2 separate regions of the Homo sapiens genome follow, and region 2 is linked to region 1. A link is an interaction called in ENCODE POLR2A ChIA-PET data of the cell type or tissue named here. Cell type or tissue: Panc1. All regions are shown on one strand. Links, peaks and the distances in the headings refer to the core of each region. The heading gives the core; the rest is flanking DNA.

Region 1 (8,048 bases), core at 1,247-6,246:
TTTCATTTGTGGCCAAAAACAATGCTGACCACTCACTTCCTTCACCAGACTTTCCTATCTCCAAAAGTTAAATATAAGCACCTGCACAATGATGACTTACCAGAATTAAGAACACGTAATATGCTCTAAAGACAAATTCAAAAGAAATATACCAAATATTTCAGAATTTGGAAATGTCACTAAAATAAATACATAACTTTCCAAGGCAGGGAGCAGTGGCTCACGCCTGTAATCCCAACATTTTGGAAGGCCAAGGTATGAGGATCACTGAGCCCAGGAGTTGCAGACCAGCCTGGCAACATGCCAAAATCCCATTTCTAACAAAAGATACAAGAATTAGTAGATGTGGTAGTGCGTGCCTATAGTCCTAGCTACTAGGGAGGCTAAAGTGAGAGGACTGCTAGGGCCCGGGAGTTCAAGGCTGCAGTGAGCTGTGATCATGCCACTGGAGTCCAGCCTGGGTAACAGAGTGAGACCCTGTCTCAATAAAAAAAAAATAACTTCCCATTTGGAGAGTTCTGATGTTTGTTTTTAAAAAGCCGTCCTAGGCCAGGCACAGTGGTGCCTACCTATAATCCCAGCACCTTGGAAGGCTGAGGCAGGAGGATCGTTTGAGGCCAGGAATTCAAGATCAGCCTGGGTAACATATCAAGACCTGTCTCGCCAGGCACGGTGGCTCATGCCTATAATACCAGCACTTTGGGAAGCCAAGGCAGGCAGATCACCTGAGGTCAGGAGTTCAAGACCAGCCTGGACAACACAGTGAAACCTCATCTCTACTAAAAATACAAAAATTAGCCCAGCGTGGTGGTGGGTGCCTGTAATCCCAGATACTCAGGAGGCTGAGGCAGAAGAATAGCTTGAACCCAGGAGGCGGAGGTTGCAGTGAGCCAAGATCGCGCCACTGCACTCCAGCATGAGCCATAGAGGGAGACTCCATCTCAAAACAAAACAAAACAAAACAAAACAAAAATAATACATAAATCTTGCCCCTACCAAAAAAAAAAAAATTTAATTAGCCAGGCATGGTGGCATGCACTAGTAGCCCTAGCTACTCAGGAGGCTGAGGCAGGAGGATCGCTTGAGCCCAGGAGTTCAAAGTTGTAGTGAGCTATTATTGAGCCACCGCACTCCAGCCTGGGCAACAGAATGAGAACCTGTCTCTTTAAAAAAAAAGGCAGTCATAATACCTTACAGTTGCCCCAGAGATGACTATGAAACTACATAGTAACAAAATTGGAAATGTGAAATATCATACCAGATCTGTGTAAAAGCAGTCAAATGATACTGAAAAGTAATGAAAAACAACTGAAATTGTCTAATTTAAACATTTAAACTCATACTTCCATTATATTTGCTTCCAGAGTGCCCCTGAAGGCACAGTATTTAATATGGTTATTTATATCCACTCATCTTTTTATACTCGGTTCACCTTGGTTTGAATAAACTGCGATTTTCCAAAATAAAGACTTTCCATATTGTTTGTTGTTCTGTGAAATTTTTCTTGTAAAAGATGGGTTAGGCTAGGCGCAGTGGCTCACGCCTGTAATCCCAGCACTTTGGAAGGCCAAGGCAGGCAGATCACGCGGTCAGGAGTTCGAGACCAGCCTGGCCAACATGGCAAAACCCTGCCTACTAAAAATACAAAAATTAGCCAGGCATGGTGGCAGGCGCCTGTAATCCCAGCCACTTGAGAGGCTGAGGCAGGAGAATCACTTGAACCTGGGAGATGGAGGTTGCAGTGAGCCGAGATCGTGCCATTGCACCCTGACCTGAGTGGCAAGAGCAAGACTCTGTCTCAAAAAAAAAAAAAAAAAAAAAAAAAAAAAAGGGTTGGGTCCAGGCATGGTGGCTCATGCGTTTAATCCCAGCACTTTGGGAGGCGGAGGTGGGCAGATTACCTGAGGCCAGGAGTTCAAGACTAGCCTGGCCAACATGGTGAAACACCGTCTCTACTAAAAATACAAAAATTCACCAGCTGTGGTGGCAGGTGCCTGTAATCCCAGCTATTCAGGGGGCTGAGGCAGGAGAAGCCCTTGAACCCGGGAGACAGAGGTTGCAGTGAGCTGACAGAGCAAGACTCCATCTCAAAAAAAAAAAAAAAAAGAGATGGGTTGGGGGTAAGAGAAGAAGTAATCTCAGTTTAGCTTATCACATTCTGTTCTAATCATTTTGACTACAGTTTACCAGAGACTTCAAAATTTGATTACTGGCCAGGCACGGTGGCTCAGGTCTGTAACCCCAGCACTTTGGGAGGCTGAGGAGGGCGGATCACGAGGTCAGGAGATTGAGACCATCCTGGCTAACATGGTGAAACCCCATCTCTACTAAAAATACAAAAAAATTAGCCAGGCGTGGTGGCGGGCACCTGTAGTCCCAGCTACTCGGGAGGCTGAGGCAGGAGAATGGCGTGAACCCGGGAGGCAGAGCTTGCAGTGAGCCGAGATCACACCACTGCACTCCAGCCTGGGCTACAGAGCGAGACTCTGTCTCAAAAAAAAAAATTTGATTACTGCTCCCCTCCCAAAGATAAAAATCTAGCATAGAATTAATTCATGCCAAAGATGTCACTAACTGGCATTCTTTTAAAAAACCTCAGTATCTGACCCTCAACAGCTTGTGACACTGGATATCTAGCTTCTGTGTGTACCAGTTCCTCATCTGTAAAATGGGGTTAAAATAATAAACTATATACTTACTTCATGGGTGTGGTGAAGAATACATGAGATTATGAGCTTGAAACATGATAGGTACTCAATAAATATTTGTTGAGTGAATGAGTAAATAAACTAATGTATGAAAAATGCTTAGGATAGTGCCTGTCACATAGCCAATGGCTAATAATATCAGTATCACGCCAGACGCGGTGGCTCATGCCTGTAATCCCAACACTTTGGGAAGCCAAGGCAGGCGGATTACTTGAGGTCAGGAGTTCGAGACCAGCCTGGCCAACATGGTGAAACCCCTGTCTCTACTAAAAATACAAAAATGAGCTGGGCATGGTGGCATGCGCCTGTAGTTCCAGCTACTCGGGAGGCTGAGACAGAAGAATCGCTTGAACCCAAGAGGTGGAGGTTGCAGTGAGCCAAGATCACGCCACTGCACTCCAGCATGGGCAACAAGGGTAAAATTCCGTCTCAAAAAACAAAAACAAAAACAAACCAATTACTACATTACCCTGTAATATTCTGATGTAGTTTCATCAGAAAAGCCAAAATAATCACTGATTTAAAATACACAGTAGGTACCTCCTAAAAACTAATTTAAATTTACCACTTAATTTGAAATATGTACTGAGTTAAATCAACTAAGTTGCTACTAATTTAAATTTGCATTTAAATTGGCTTATAGAACATTCTTCTGCCTTTAACACAAGAGGAAGAGTAACTACTGAGAGAGCTTACCCATCAGACAAAGCAGCTTTAAGCAGATTTAATTGGCTCAAGATTTGCTTTGTTGACATCAAAATAAAATGTTAGTCAACAGAAAATTCAAATAAAGTACTACCTAGTGTCTTGTTTCTGTTAGTAATTCCAATCTGAGAACATTAAACAAGCACTGATAAAGCATTTTTTCTAAGAAGGAACTCTGCATAGTTAATTCTACACCAGTGACAAGTTCCAAAGGAGAATCTGCTTTGTGGCATTAGGACTGGACTCCTGTACTTTCACACCCTAATAGTCTCTATATCGCCGGAAGCAGTTGGTGCACTCCCGGCCTTTAGATTAGAGAAAATACTAAGCAGGATTCTAATAAAAAGAATCCAAGTTAATAAGCTTAAGAAATTAAAATTGCTACCTATACATAAATATCATTGGTCATCAAAAACTCTACTAAAGACCTACTATGTGCCAGTGAAAATAACTGAGGAGGGCATTAGCTAAAACAGCTTCTGATCGAGAAGCTTCCAGTCAAATTAGCTAATTAAGATATTAATAGAAGCTGGTCAAGTTAACCAAAAATATGAGGGGTACTGGCATAACAAGCTACAAGATTTCTGAGAAAATAAGAAGCTTTTGATACAACTAGGTAAAATAAGATATGTGATAGTGTGATTTTCCATGAACACAAGGTGGTACTGGCAATAAATGCTATAAAATTTTAGAGAAGAAAGATTAACTGTTGCAAAACCATGATAGACTTCAAAGAGGGAGAACTGAGCTCAGTCTTGAGGGGTGGAAAAGATTTAAATAGTTAAACAGCATAAGAGGAAAGGACAAAAGATAATGGGACCAAAGGTGCTGAATTGGGAATATGGCCATTAAATATTTATTAAATACCTACTCTATGTCAGTCACTGTGTTAGGCACTAGAGATACACTGGAGAACAAAACAGATGAGTTCTCTGCTTTCATGGAATCTAGCAGGGAAGACATAATAATCATGCACGCAGATATATAATCATAAATTGCAATAGGTGCTATGAAAGGAGGCAACAGAAGCCAGTAATAGGGAATAATGGGAAAGGACTAGCAAGACACGATGATGAGAAAAAGTATCCCTGATATTTATACATAAGCTCAGGCATGAAGGCAGCCATGCAAAGAGCAGGGAAAAGAAGTGTTCGAGGAAGACAGAGCCATGCATACAAAGGCCCTGAGGTAGGAAACAGCTCACTGAGTTTAAAAATAAATAAGGCCAGTGGCTCATGCCTGTAATCTCAGCTACTCTGGAGGCCAAAGGACAGCTTGAGGCCAGGAGTTTGAGACCAGCCTGAGCAATATTGTAAGACCCCATCTCTAAAAATTAAATAAAATAAGAATAAAAATAAGAAGTTAGCGTAACAGAGGCATAATGGGCAATGAGATTGGCATAAAATGCCAATTGCCTACCCGAAAAGTAGCCAGGAGACGGGCTATACAGGGCATTATAGGTCAAAATAAAGAACTGAAATGGCCAGGCACAGTGGCTCACGCCTGTAATCCCAGCACCTTGGGAGGCTGAGGTGAGTGGATCAAGAGGTCAGGAGTTCATGGCCAGCCTGGCCAACATAACATGGTGAAACTCCGTCTCTACTAAAAACACGAAAATTAGCCAGGCGTGGTGGTAGGCACCTTTAATCCCAGCTACTTGGGAGGCTGAGGCGGAGAACGGCTTGAACCCAGGAGGTGGAGGTTGCAGTGAGCTGAGATCGCGCCACTGCACTCCAGCCTGGGCGACAGAACGAGACTGTCTCAAAAAAAAAAAAAAAAAAAAAAAAAAGCTGAAATTTGAATTTTATTCCAAATCTAAAAACCACTAAAAATTTTTGCACGGTCACATTAGTGTTAAATAAAAGGAGCCAGACCACAAACAATATATACTATATGATTCAATTTTTACAAAAGTACAAAAAAAGAGCAAAATAATCTATGCTGTCAGAAGTCAGGATGGTGATTACCCTGGGTGGTAGAGGGGAGACAGGAACTGAAAGGGAACTGGATAGGGGCTTCTAGGTACTGGTAACGCTGTTTCTTGATCTAGATCTAGGTGCTGCTTACATGGGTATATTCAGTTTGTGGGAAAAAAACATCAAATTCCACTTTTACATGCATTTTTCTGTATATGTATTATATACTTCAATCATAAAGTTTTTAATAACGTAATATACTTTTATTTTTTTTTTTTTTGAGACGGAGTCTCGCTCTGTTGCCCAGGCTGGAGTGCAGTGGCGTGATCTCGGCTCACTGCAAGCTCTGCCTCCTGGGTTCTCGCCATTCTCCTGCCTCAGCCTCCCGAGTAGCTGGGACTACAGGTGCCTGCCACCATGCCTGGCTAATTTTTTGTATTTTTAGTAGCCACGGGGTTTCACCATGTTAGCCCAGCCCATAATACATTTTTAAAATACTATTTTGTCCAGATAAAAACAGGAATAGAGTGCTCACTTCCACAACACAAATACTAAAATTGGAATGGTACAGGGAAGATTAGTATGTGCCCTGCACAAGGATGACATGCTAATTCATAAAGCAGTCCATATTTTTAAATTTTTTTGTAAAAATAAAGAAACAAACGGTATAAAGGGGCACATGCAAATACGGCAGGTCTTGAATGAAAGATTACCCGGGTAGAAGCTTTCAGAGGAGTAATTCAAACAGCCAGTGATACAAAGTACCATGTTAATAAAGAATAAGGCTGGGTGCGGTGGCTCACACCTGTAATCCCAGCACTTTTGGAGGCCGAGGCAGGCGGATCACGAGGTCAGCAGCTCGAGACCAGCCTGGCCAACATGGTAAAACCCTGTCTCTACTAAAAATACAAAAATTAGCTGGGTGTAGTGGCAGGCACCTGTACTCCCAGCTACTTGGGAGGCTGAGGGAGAAGAATCGTTTGAACCCGGGAGGTGGAAGTTGCAATGAGCCGAGATCACACCACTTCACTCCAGCCTGGGTGACAGGGTGAGACTCTCTCAAAAAAAAAAAAAAAAAAAAAGCATGTTGGGGCCAGGTGCCACTCATGCTTGTAATCCCAACACTCTGGGAGGCCAAGGTGGGAGAATCGCTTGAGCCCAGGAGTTCAAGACCAGCCTGGGCAACAAAGCAAAACCCTATCTCTACAAAAAAAAAAAAAATGTTTCTTAATTAGCTGGGCATGGTGGTGCACACTTGTAGTCCCAGCTAATCGGAGGCTGAGGAAGGAGAACTGCCTAAGCCCAGGAGTTCAAGGCTGCTGTGAGCTATGACTGCCACTATACTCCAGATCGAGAGAAAGAGTGAGATCCCGTCTCTTAAAAAAAAAAAAAAAAAAAATGCTGAGTCTGGGAAGGAAGTTGTGCAATACTAAAGGATTAACTATCAATTCCTTAGAACATAAGGAGGAATCTCCAGAAATTAAGAAAGTCATAGATGACAACAGCAATGCCTAAAAAGGTTAGCAATGCTTGTCATGTTGTGGCTCATATTTTAATATGGTATTTTCAAGCTCTTCCCTTGACCCTCCACTCCCATACAACTGAGAGTGTAATGACATAGACCCCAAACCTGAGCATCAATCATACCTGAGCTCGAATCAATGGTCTGCCCCTCACTTGCTCTGGCAGTTAACTGCTCTGAGCTCAGTTCCCTCATTTATAAAATAAGGATAATGACTACCTCATAGAGTTATTATTTTTTCAAAGGTGAACAGAGTAGTCACTTCTGCAGCACAAATACTAAAACTGGAATAATACAGAGAAGATTAGCATGTCCCCCGCTCAAGGAGGGAACACTATTATAGTCACCCCTTTGAGTAGATCTAAAGGGTTATTTTAATTATTATTTCCTAATGGTATACGGAGGACCAATGGTGGATTTAACAAGAATTCCTTTGCTTCGGGCAGAGCAAAAAAAAAAAGTTTCCATTCTCAGACAAATCCATGGGTGAGAGAAGGGCTTATAAAATAGTCACCGGCTGGGCGCGGTGGCTCACGCCTCTAATCCCAGCACTTTGGGAGGCCGAAGCGGGCGGATCACGAGGTCAGGAGATCGAGACCATCCTGGCTAACGCGGTGAAATGCCATCTCTACTAAAAATACAAAAAATTAGCCGGGCATGGTGGCGGGTGCCTGTAGTCCCAGCTACTCGGGAGGCTGAGGCAGAATGGCGTGAACCCGGGAGGCGGAGCTTGCAGTGAGCCAAGATCACACCACTGCACTTCAGCCTGGGTGACACAGTGAGACACCGTCTCAAAAAAAAAAAACACAGTCACCATACAGAAACAGAATGAATAAAGATAAAATCAAAAAATAAAGAGAAGGTAGAAATGGGGCTTCTTCTAGAAGCTCACTAGCACAGGTTCCAGGCATTTTCTAAGAGACAGAGACTTGAGCTAAAGCATACTGGGAGAAGTTCAGTGACTTGAGAAATTATGAAAAGGAAGAAACAATCTTCCCCGCAAGCCACAATTGCTACCTAATGTATTCTTCCCTTTGTGGAATATTACTTAAAACAAGTTAGAGATCAACACTAAGGATATTCTGTCATAGGTGGAAGGGCAAGGCCTTCAACCACTTTACACCATCCCCACCCTTAAGTATTATTTGAACAACCATAATTTGTTAAGCGCTTCTTAAGCACAGCCAAAGATGTTAA
Region 2 (6,628 bases), core at 743-5,742, 230 kb before region 1:
ACAGTAGGCACTTAGAAAATATTTCCAAATAAATCAATACCCTTGTGCTCATTCACCTTCCTACCCACGATGACACATGAACACATGTGCACAGACTCTCATGCATGGAGACATTCAGGGAGGGTTCCATGGACTAAACAGCGGGTTAAGAGCAGTCTTTGGGTTCAGGTATATGACAGTTCAAATCCTGTCTCCATCATTAATGCTGTGTGACACAGGGAAGTCACTTCACTTCTCTAAGCCTCAATGTCATCATCTAGAAAATGGAGATTAATTCATTTTTTTAATTTTTTAGACGGAGTCTCCTCTGTTGCCAAGGCTGGAGTGCAGTGGTGCAATCTCGGCTCACTACAACTTCTGCTTCTCAGGTTCAAACGATTCTCATGCCTTAACCTCCCAAGTAGCTAGGATTACAGGCACACACCACCACACCCGGCTAATCTTTGTTTTTTTGTTTTTTAGTAAAGATGGGGTTTCACCGTGTTGGCCAGGCTGGTCTTGAACTCCTGACCCCAAGTGATCTGCCTACCTCGGCCCCCCAAAGTGCTGGGATTACAAGCATGAGCCACCACACCCAGCCTAATTCATTATTTTCTGAGCAAATATTTATTGGCTGCCCATAAGCGATGGTCAGTTCACCAGGTACTGGAAATAGAGCAGTGAGCAAAACAGACAAAAACGCTTGCACACACAGAGCTCATGTCCTACTAGGGGCAGATAGGCACTTAAACAATCAAACACAATATATTAGGTGGGGAGGAGGCCACGAAAAAATTAGCAGGAAAGGCTTTGGGGAGTTCTTGAGCGGGATTGCAATTTTAAAATAGACAGAATGGACACAGAAGAGCACATAATCTAAGATCCCGTTTGTATGAAGATCAAGAAGAGTTCATCAATGGTGATAGAATTCATAAGAATAGTTACTTCTGGGAAGTGTGGAGTGGAACCTTACAGAGGGGCTGGAAATGTTCTACTTCTTGACCTAGTTGGTGGTTGCACAGGTACAGGCATACGTAAAAAAGAAAAAAAAAACAGGCACAAAGATTAGTGCACCAGACACATTTTTGTACATTATCCCTCAGTTTACAAAAACAGGATGGTCAGGGAAGGTCTCATTGAGAAGATGACATATGAACAAAGAAATGACTGAAGGGGGCCAGGTATGGTGGCTTGCACCTGTAATCCTAGCACTTTGGGCGGCCAAGGCGGGTGGATCACTTGAGGCCAAGTGTTTGAGACCAGCCTAGCCAACTTGACGAAATCCCATCTCTATTAAAAGTAGAAAAATTAGCTGGATGTGGTAGGCATGCCTGTGATCCCAGCTACTGAGGAGACTGAGGCAGGAGAATCACCTGAACCCGGGAGGTGGAGGTTGCAGTGAGCTGAGATAGCACCACTGCACTCCAGCCTGGGCAACAGAGCAAGACTCTGTCTCAAAAAAAAAAAAAAAAAAAAAGAAATGGCTGAAAGGGTGAGGGAGCAAGCGAGTGGCTCACCGGGGAAGTGCTTTCCAGACAGAGGGGACAGCAGGAGCAAAGGCCCTGAGGCCAGAGGATGCCTGGAGTGCTCAAGGATCCGCAAAGAGGCCAGGATGCCTGGAGCAGAAAGAATAAGGGGGAGAGTATGGAGAGCTGGGGTCCTCTGTGGACCATGAGGGGAACTTGCACTTTTCTCCGCATGAGATGAAAGCTTGTGGAGTGTCTGAGAGCACCAGTGCCGTGATCTGACTTTTAAAAGGATTGCTCTGATTGCCTTGCAGAATGATGGTGGGGGGATGTATCAGTCAGGATTCTCCAGAGAAACAAAACCGGTACGATATACATTAAAAGATTTATTTCAAGGAATTGACTTACCCAAATCAGCTAGCACATCCAGAATCCGTTGGGTGGACCAGCAGGCTGGAATCTCTCAGGCAGGAGCTGATGCTGCAGTACAGAGGCAGAATTTCTCCTTCCTTAGGGAAACCTCAATTTTGTTCTTAAGGCGCCTTTTGCTGATTGGATGAGGCCCACCCAAATTACTGAGGATAATCTCCTTTACTTAAAGTCCACTGACTGTAGATGTGAGCTACATCTACAAATACCTTCACAGCAACACCTGGATTAGTGTTTGAATTATTGGGTTCTACAGCTTAGCCAAGATGACACAGAAAACCAACCATCACGGGGAGCCAGGGGAGAAGCAGGGAGACAGTTAGGATATAACGGTAATAACCCTAGAGGGAGAGGAGAGTGGCTTGGAACAGGGCAGCAGGAGCAGAAGTGGTGAAAAGCGATGGGTTCCAGGCACAGTATGAAGGTCAAGCCAGCAGGATTTGCTGATGGATTGGATGTGGGTGTGAGAGAAACGGGACCAAAAAGTCCTCCAAAGTGTCTGACCTGAGCAACAGGAAACATGGAGCTGCCACTAACTAAAATGAGGCAGACTGCAGGAGGAGCCGGTTTAGGGGAAGATGGAGAATTCCATTTTAGACATAAGTTAGAGATGCCTCTTAAACATCAAGCAGGCAATTGAATATATGAGTCTGGAGGCAGAGGAGTAAATCTGGAGTCTGGGATTTAGCCAGATGAGTCTGGCAAAGCCAGAGCGGAACCAAGGAGATAAGAGTAAATGCGAGGGTGACAATAGCGGCCGGGCGCGGGCTCACGCTGTAATCCCTGCCCTTTAGGAGGCCGAGGCAGGCGGATCACCTGAGGTCAGGAGTTCAAGACCGGCCTGGCCAACACGGCGAAACCCCATCTCTACTAAAAATACAAAAATTAGCCAGGCGTGGTGGCGTGCACCTGTAATCCCAGCTACTTGGGAGGCTGAGGCAGGAGAATCGCTTGAACCTGGGAGGCGGAGGTTGCAGTGAGCCAAGATCATGCCACTACACTCCAGCCTGGGTTACAGAGTGAAACTCTGTCTCAAAAAAAAAAAAAAATGAGTGACAATAGCAATACACCTTGGGGCCAAAGGTAGGTACAGAGCGCAAGGCAGCATGACGGATGAGGACAAGGCAAAGGTGTGGGACCAGTGCATTTGTTATTGGGGTGCAGGGGGAGATTGTTGGAAAGAGGAAGCTGGAGGAAGTGACTTAGGAATATGAGAGGTAGTAGTTGGAAATCGGGGTCCTTAAAATTAAGATGATTGAGAGGCTGCTGTTGTTAAGTCAAGGGAATGACCACAGGACACAGGAGGTAGGATAGATGGCAAGCAAGGAGCTCAAGGAACCCAGGGGCAGGGTGTCAGCAGCATCATCCTAGATGGTTATTAAAAGCACCAAGAATTCAGACCCAGCCAGGCGTGGTGACTCACACCTGTAATCTCAGCACTTTGGGAGACCGAGGGGGGCAGATCATTTGAGCCCAGGAGTTCAAGACCAGCCTGGGCAACATGGCAAAACCTCATCTCTACCAAAAAAACAAACAAAAAAAAAAAACACCAAGACAAAAAATTAGCCAGGTGTGGTGGTGTGCACCTGTAGTCCCAGCTACTCGGGAGGCTCAGGTAGGAGGAGGAGGCAGGAAGGGCAGGGGGGTGGAAAGTCTCCCTGATGGCCTGAGAGTCAAGCTGGGAGTGCTAACCCTCCACCTTGCAAGGCCTTCGTGAGGGCTAAATAGGCCCACACTATGTAGGGAGGGCTAAATAGGGCTAATGGGTGGCCACAGTGCCCAGCAGACAGCCTGGCACATAGTAAAGGCTCTGTAAGCGCTACTCCCTGTGACCCCCTAGAAGCAGCCCTGCACTGACAGTGGGGGATGGGAGGCGGGGCAGGGATGGAGGCTGAGTTTGGCCTTTTTTCCATGGAGCCGTTCTGCCCCCTGGGGGATGGGGCAGGCAATGGCCGGAGCTGAGCCCCAGAGAGAAGTATTTTATAATATCCTGGGGTAGGTGGGGAGCGGTGGGTATTTGACTCCCTGCCCCCGCCCCTACCCTGACTGGGAGCCAGGCCAATGTGTGAGGAGCTAGAGATACAGTGATGGGGCAGGAAGCAGAGAAGGTCGAATCAAAGATTATTCCCCTATCAGCTGCCCTGGGTACCCCTTTCAAAGGCCCCACTTCTGACTTATTAATTAATAATACTGGTTGGGCCCGGTGGCTTACACCTGTAATCCCAGCACTTCGGGAGGCCAAGGCAGGAGCATCACTTGAGGCCAGGAGTTCAAGACCGGCCTGGGCAATGTGGTGAAACCCTGTCTCTACAGAAATTTTTAAAAATGAGAAATAATAGTAATAATAATGTATGCCAGCTCCAGGCTACTGGCCTCAGAATTTCTCTACATGAAGAACTCGGGAGCAGCCAGTCACTGGGGTGAAGAACTAGGAGACTGGTCTTGCAGTTGGAGTTACCTAGCCAGGGTGCTGTTTGTCTTCAGATGGCGAGTTTGTTGGAGGCAGTCTGGGGAGGGTCAGCCAATGGACCCCGCCAACCATGACACCTCCATCATATTTCATCACTGAATGTTATGACCACCTAGATGGTTACTACCAGGGTGGACTATTTCAGGTTTAATAACCAACTTCCGACTGTAGTTACTGGATGCTGGTTGACATTCCTGTTTAAGTTAAGAAGGTAAGATAAAAAGTGAGGCCGGGTGTGGTGGCTCACGCCTGTAATCCCAGCACTTTGGGAGGCCAAGGCAGACAGATCACGAGATCAAGAGATCGAGACCATCCTGGCCAACATGGTGAAACCCTGTCTCTACTGAAAATACAAAAATTAGCCGGGCATGATGGCGCGCGCCTGTAGTCCCAGCTACTCGAGAGGCTGAGGCAGAAGAATTGCTTGAACCCAGGAAGCGGAGGTTGCAGTGAGCTGAGATCGTGTCACTGCACTATAGCCTGGCAACAGAGCAAGACTCTGTCTCAAAAAAAAAAAAAAAAAAACATAAAAAGTGAAATAGGCCAGGTGCAATGGCTCATGCCTGTAGTCTCAATATTTCGGGAGGCCAAAGCAGGAGGATAGCTTGAGCCCAGGAGTTTGAGACCAGCCTGGGAAACATAGTGGGACCCTATCTCTACCAAAAAAAAAAAAAAAAAAAAAAAAAACATTTTTTTTAATTAACTGGGCATGGTGACATGTGCCTGTAATCCCAGCTACTCAGGAGACTGAGGTGGGAGGATCATGTGAGCCCAGGTCAAGGCTGCAAGGAGCCATGATCGTGCCACTGCACTCCAGCCTGGGCGACAGGCTAAGACCCTGTCTCAAAAAAAAAGTGAAACAATAAAGATTATGTTGGAACTTCATTCATTCCTCAGTGACATAAGTGATTTCTATTACAGAATTTAATTTTTATTTACTTATTTATTTATTTTGAGACAGAGTCTCACCTGTAGCCCAGGCTGGAGTACAGTGGTGCAATCTCGCTCACTGCTACCTCCGCCTCCCGGGGCCCCGTTCAAGCAATTCTCCTGCCTCAGCCTCCCTAGTAGCTGGGATTACAGGCACGTGTCACCTTCCCAGCTAATTTTTGTATTTTTAGTAGAGACGGGGTTTCACCATGTTGGCCAGGCTGGTCTTGAACTCCTGACCTCGTGATCCACCCCCCTCGGCCTCCCAAAGTGCTGGGATTACAGGCATGAGCCACCGCACCCGGCCTAGAATTTAATTTTTAAAGATGACATTAACAACTGGCTCCCAAAATTCCTGGAAATGTACCAGTTGGCTCTCAATATCCAGTGTGAACTATCTCTCATGCAACACCGGGCTGTTCTCCCATTTCACAATGGTGGAAACTGAGGCTCACAGAGATGGGGTATCTCAAGCGCTGAAGGTCAAGCTGAATGTGGCCTGGTTGGGGCAACACCCAGGTACATTTTGCTCTTACGCTGAGTTCTTTCAACTGTTTCCTAGATTTTCAAACTCCCTTCTCAGAAAATTCCAGCATCTTCTCTCCCCATGTCTTCTCTGCATCCCTAGAGCTCTTCAGTGCGATACACAGAATTTCTTCTTCCTCCTCCTCCCTCTTAGAAACCAAATTTCTGGCAAACGCAGCCTGAGGCTGAATCCTTCTTCGCAGCTTTACAGGGTCACTAACTCTGGAGTGAGCCTCAGGGGCCATGAAGGAGCCCCTGGGCCCAAGGGAGAATGACAGGTGCCCAGCCCAGCCAGCACACACTCAGGTGACCCAATAAACCCATCTTCAGTTCACACTCCTAAATCCCACAAGGATTGGTACAGAGAGTTATAGAGACCTAGAGACCTGTGTTGGGATCCCACTGATAAACTTGTGACCTTGGCAAGTCAGCTCACTTCTCTGAGCAAAATGGGGTTTCTAATCCCCACCCTCGGGATTGCTATGACAATTATCTAACAGCTGCCTTCCTTCTTTCCCCAGTGTCCTTAAATGGTGTGATTCACTGGGTGCCAGGGGCCCCTCACTTATCCCCAATGTCTGGAATTGCACCATTAAAGGGTCATATCTTGGGTTTTTAGCACTGCCTTCTTTCATCTGTTCTTTTTCAATCCTACCACTCCTGGAGAAATAGCTGATAAATCCTGCGCACCCTTAGGAGTGAGTTGATCCAGGCTTCCTCCCTGCCCGAGGCCCTGGGGTCTTCCCCTTCACCATCTCTCTTCCTCCCCCAGGTGGGAAGGGGCTGAAGCCTGACCTCCCAGCTGGAGGCCACAGCCAGAGTCCTTGGC

The links. Peaks named below come from ENCODE experiments on the same cell type or tissue, not always from the same donor. Only the 100,000 strongest peaks of a DNase experiment are listed, where the experiment ranks them.
Region 2: POLR2A ChIA-PET joins it to region 1 with 17 read pairs; 2 of 35 experiments call an interaction of 5 or more read pairs at or near these places.

Annotation. Positions count from the first base shown.
Region 1 is chr1:23,156,848-23,164,895 of GRCh38, forward strand. All of the region lies in intron 1 of LUZP1 (leucine zipper protein 1), which reads right to left. It also overlaps the pseudogene RNU6-514P and the pseudogene RNU6-135P. Among named protein-coding and RNA genes, the nearest start is that of LUZP1, 8.0 kb to the right of the region's middle. In Panc1, for the core only: no CTCF peak of the experiment used is centred there; no DNase peak of the experiment used is centred there; H3K27ac peaks cover 316 bases.
Region 2 is chr1:22,926,701-22,933,328 of GRCh38, forward strand. No RefSeq gene overlaps it. Among named protein-coding and RNA genes, the nearest start is that of LACTBL1, 43 kb to the right of the region's middle. RefSeq lists a silencer at 3,678-3,862. In Panc1, for the core only: CTCF peaks have their summits at 3,801 (motif pointing left) and 4,013; a DNase peak (open chromatin) is centred at 3,771.